Regions from separate parts of the Homo sapiens genome. Here region 2 is linked to region 1. Evidence: chromatin loops called from intact Hi-C (ENCODE). Cell type or tissue: PC-9. All regions are shown on one strand. Region 1 overlaps FBLN1 (fibulin 1). Region 2 overlaps RIBC2 (RIB43A domain with coiled-coils 2).

Region 1 (2,500 bases):
CAACTCTGTAGCTGCCACATGCTGGCATGGATGTCGGGGGTATACAAGGACAGGAGACAGAGCCTGCCCTCAAGACATTTGTGGCTATGAGGGTAAGGCAGGCAGGCAGGGCTCTGGAGGATGGAGAGACATGCGCCAGGCACGGGGTGATATGGGAGCAGAGGGGCACCCGAGCTATGCAGGGTGGGCAGGCAGGCGGCCAGGAGAGGGTGACAGGGCATGGGAGGTGGGCTAGGATAGGAGACGGGCTGTGGAAGACACGAGGGTGAAACTGCAGGTGGGGGCTGAGTGGGCCTGGCCAGAGAAGGGGTGAAGGGAGTGTGGGGACAGACATGGGAACCGGGGTTGGCTGCAGAAAGGGTGAAGGGGGTAGGGGGACAGATGGGAACTGGGCTTGGCTGCACAGGGGAGAGCAGCCTCGCTGTCAGGCCACATGGCTGGATCACATCCTGTTCATCCAGGAGTGCACCACGGCCTGTCTCGTCTGTAACAGATAAGGTCCTTGGCTTAGTGAGTACTTTTGCTTTTCTTAATGAATTAGAGCAAGAATGAATGAATGAGTGAATGGGGACATTCAAGGTTATCCCCATGATAACACGGTTGTCACTCCTGATGACTTTTCCTCTGGTGCTGGGAGGCAACTCCAGACAACTTGACATTAGCTCTGCCTCCTGGTGAATCTCACGTTCACCGAAGAGCATCGCTGGAGAGGGGACACCTGAGGTGGGAGGGGGGCTGAGTGGTCAGGCTGCTGGAAACTGTTGGGCTTTGCTGTGGCACGAAACTTCACCCTTACCCACGCCACTGCAGGACTCCTCCTGCCAGCCTCGGGGAGCCGGGTGAGAGTCAGAAGGGTGGGTCTACCTTGCACTGCAGAAAGCAGCTCTGAGTTTCCTGGAAGCCCTGGGGAAAAGGGAAAGCCCAGAAGTTGTCACTGGGGGACATGGTTCTAGGTGAGACCCCCCTCCTCCTGGCCTTGTGGAATGGCCTGGCTGAGCCCTAGCTCATTCGTGCACTGACCTTATCCATTCTGGAATGTTTCTGCAAGTTTCCCCTCCTCCCCTGCTGAGAACGGGATGGAGCATCTGAAGGACGCATAGTCTAGAAGTGCTTACAGTGGCTGATGACTGATAGGGTGGTTTAGCAAGGTGCTGCCTCACCCAGCAGACAGCAGCCGCCCTCTGGGCCACCCCGAGGGCCCAGCCTGGAAGAAGAATGTATTCAGGCAGGGCACCCACAGTTGTGTGTGCGGAAACGCTGCCAAGCCCAGTGGGATTTACCCTCTAGGGGCTGGAAAGCCATTAGGAAGGAAAAGTGGTGCTTCTTAAAGCCCAGTTTTGTAACATCCTGCCGAGAGGTGACCTTCTGCCCAGCAGCTGGGGCTGTCGTGCTAATGCTTTCTGGCATTTGAGTCCTTTAGAATGAGGTCCAAGTATGTGGGCACCTGGCACCCGGCCGCTCCTCCCTTGGGGCACAATGGGGTCTTCTCCCTTCCGTGAGCTGAGGGGCTGGGAGGGTGCCCACTGGGGCTGTAGCCTGGGCTGGGGCATGGGGCACAAGGGCCTGTGTGCCCAGCTCATTTGGGCCGTGGCCTGGCTCTGAGGGTGTGGGCCGGCTGCTTGGAGCGTGATCCTTTCATCTGCCCTTTTTGCGAGTGGGAGATAAGATGGCCAGGCTGCGGTTACTCCTGAACCTGTGCTCTCTGCTTTGCCAGTCCTGTCCTCACCAGACTTCTCACAGGTCCCCGTTTCTGTGGAAGAGGGGATCTTGTGGTAAGTCAAGGGCAGAAACCATCACCAGCCTCGGTTTCCTCAATCTGTAGCTTGAGGCTTATGTCCCCCCTCCTGCCCCTTTGCTCCCAAGATTAAAGGAGAAAACACGGATGTGGGTCACAGAAGCTGGTCTAGAAATGGTGGTTTTTAGGCTGGGTGCGGTGGCTTATGCCTGTAATCCCAGCACTTTGGGAGGCCATGGCTGGCCAATCACGCAAGTTCAGGAGTTCCAGACCAGCCTAGCCAACATGGTGAAACCCCATCTCTACTAAAAATACAAAAAAGTAGCCGGGCGTAGTGGTGGGCACCTGTAATCCCAGCTACTCAGGAGGCTGAGGCAGGAGAATCACTCGAACCTGGGAGGTGGAGGTTGCAGTGAGCTCAGATCGCGCCATTGCACTCCAGCCTGGGCGACAGAGACTCTGTCTCAAAAAAAAAAAAAAAGAAAAAAAAAGAAAATTTTTTTTTCCTTCTTACTTGACTCAGCTCGTTGCATTTTGAACCCCCTCCCTGTTTGCAGTCTCTCCTCTGGAAAGAGTCATGTCGGCTGTTCCCTGACCTGCTGGGCTGGGCTGGCCGGCAGCATGGCCGTGCCTCTGTCATCAGGGGCTGTCTTTCTTGCCTACTGGACTGTGAAGGCAGGGACCCTGTCTGGACAGGGACCGCATCAGCATCTCCAGCATGTGGCTGGAGCAGGGATCCATGTGTGCTTGGATCTCAGGGGCTGA
Region 2 (2,500 bases), 92 kb before region 1:
TCACTTTTGATTTCCATGTACATGTGTAGTTATAAGCATGTGCTATCATTAAGGTATAGTAGTACCATGCTGTGAACTAAATATATTGGAGATACAAGCTCAAAACTGTCCTGGTGGAGGCAGGCAGTCAAAAATCCCAGAGAGGCTGGACCAGACACCAGAGAATGTGGGTTTTCAACACGGGGGAGAGGAATGAGGAGAGCCAACTGCGGGGGCTGGGGAGGACCAAAAGGCAAAGCAAGACACCTGAAGTCCGAGCTCACCACCCAGTGAGCTGCAAAGGTCTTAGAGATCATCCATCCCTGCCCTTCATTTTACAGAGGGCGACCAAAGAGGGGAGGCTGTTTGCTCCAGTCCCCACTGCAAGTGAATGGCAGGATGTGGGGCCCTTGACAATTAGTCCACTGTTGGCTGGTGATCTGCTCATTCATTTATGGAAGCGATGGTGATGATGATGATGATAATTCACTCATTCATTCATCAATTCAACCAATGTTTATTGAGCCCTTCCTGCTGGGCATTGGAGTGGCTTTTGCTAAACCCTATTGTCTCATTCATCAATTTATTCATTCATATATTCTAGAAGATGTTTAATGGGCATCCACAGCCTGCCTGGTTTTCTCAGACCCCCGGCTCCTCACGTGGATGCCACGAGGCAGCACCATTGCAAACACTCCTGCACTGGGAAAAGCCGCCCTCTGGCTTCTGCAGCTCTGCTACTAACTACAACTAGGCTTTTTAATTAACCTGGGATGTTAATCCAAAGCCCAAGCAGGCCGGTCCAGTTCAACAGGAAGGACACACGTGAGGGCCTCCAGTTCTTGGGTCGGGGCTCATTTCGTCAGAGAGGCATTGTGGCATCAGGGTGTGGCACGCAGGCTCTGGAGCCCGACCACACGGGGTGCAGACCAGGCTCTGCCCTGCAGCCTTGGGCAGGCCACCCACTGCGTCCATTTGATCATCTGCAGAATGAGGAAGCGACAACACCCTCCTGTGTCGGTCAGAATGTGCTAACCCTTGCTGGGATAAGAAGCAGCAGTCTCAGTGGCTTAAACAGAAAGTTGATGTTCCATGCATGCTCCCTGCCCGCCATGGACAGGCTGTGAGGCCTGTTCCTTGGCATCCTCACTTTGGAGCCCAGGTCCTGGGATGGAGCGACCGCCAGCCAGAGGATCCCTGCAGGAGGAGGGAAGGAATGTGGCTAGTCCCCGCAGGCTTCCTCCCAGGAGCAGTACTGCCACCTCTGCTCACATTTCTTTTTTCTTTTTTTTTTTTTTTTTTGAGGTGGAGTCTTGTTCTCTTGCCCAGCCTGGAGTGTGTAGTGGCGCGATCTTGGCTCACTACAAGCTCTGCCTCCCGGGTTCACACCATTCTCCTGCCTCAGCCTCCCAAGTAGCTGGGATTACAGGCCTCTACCACCACGCCCAGCTAATTTTTCTATTTTTAGTAAAGATGGGGTTTCACCATGTTGGCCAGGCTGGTCTTGAACTCCTGACCTTGTGATTTGCCCACTTTGGCCTCCCAAAGTAAGAACAGTGTTGAATCACTTGAACCTGGGAGGCAGAGGTTGCAGTGAGCCGAGATTGTGCCACTGCACTCCAGCCTGGGTGACAGAGCGAGACTCCGTCTCAAAAAAACAAACAAACAAACAAACAAAAAAAAACGGGTGTAGGGGCTTGGAAGGATGAGCTGACTTCCTTAGGGAGTACTCAGTGGCAAGTCCGGTATTGAAGTTGGGCCTGTCTAACTACAAAGCTTGTACTGTGTGACTCAATCAAGCTGGCCTCTGGTGAGCACATGTGGGAGGCCGGCTCCTTGCAAACTGCCCTGTCCATGTGTTACTGAGGACAACTGTAAACCCAAGTACATGTCTCCTAAGCCATCTCCTGACTTTACAGAGAAATGACTGCAGCCCAGAGAGGGGAGGTGACTTGGTATAGGCCACATAGCCAGGGAACCCCCAGGGAATCAAACAGAAATGAGACCTGGAATTACTTTGTACTGGGGGCTGCAGCTCAGGACCACTGAAGTGACAGTGCATTTTCTACCACTGTTGTCAATCACTCTGTTGAGCGTTCTTTGCAGCCCACAGATGTCCAAGGGTTGCCAGGGGCATAGAGCCCTGCCTTGGGTGGGACCAGGCCCACGCGGGGTGTCGGCCTAATCCAAGGAGGGAGTTCCCTGCCTTGGTAAGTTGGTGCAAGACCCGGAGCTCTTATGCATACACCCAACAGGTGGTGATCCCCCGAGTCCAGCCCACCCGCCCAGCAGTGCGCAGGCAGCCAGGGGTTCAAGGACCCACCCACATCCGTGCCTGACAAGTCTCCCCTCCACCCGACTCCTGCTGCCCTTAGCATATCCTCCCCTCGAGGGCCCCCAGTGAGATTTGCTGGCCTGGGTGTCAGAATGCCCCTGGGGTCACTCGGACCATCTTCTTTAATGTCTTCACCTGCTTAGGCCATCGAGTCAGTGGAAAGGAAAAAGCAAGAGAAAAAGCAAG

The links. Peaks named below come from ENCODE experiments on the same cell type or tissue, not always from the same donor. Only the 100,000 strongest peaks of a DNase experiment are listed, where the experiment ranks them.
Region 2: a loop joins it to region 1, with 2.8 times the contacts of the local background. A loop is called at or near these places in 1 of 110 quality-filtered maps.

Annotation. Positions count from the first base shown.
Region 1 is chr22:45,515,927-45,518,426 of GRCh38, forward strand. The region is part of intron 1 of FBLN1 (fibulin 1); the gene reads left to right. Among named protein-coding and RNA genes, the nearest start is that of FBLN1, 14 kb to the left of the region's middle. RefSeq lists an enhancer at 1-149. In PC-9, no CTCF peak of the experiment used is centred here; a DNase peak (open chromatin) is centred at 1,295; H3K27ac peaks cover 2,500 bases.
Region 2 is chr22:45,423,491-45,425,990 of GRCh38, forward strand. It overlaps RIBC2 (RIB43A domain with coiled-coils 2), which reads left to right. Exons shown (of 7, transcript NM_015653.5): 5 at 2,458-2,500. Among named protein-coding and RNA genes, the nearest start is that of RIBC2, 11 kb to the left of the region's middle. In PC-9, a CTCF peak has its summit at 1,150; DNase peaks (open chromatin) are centred at 921 and 1,771; H3K4me3 peaks cover 628 bases; H3K27ac peaks cover 1,635 bases.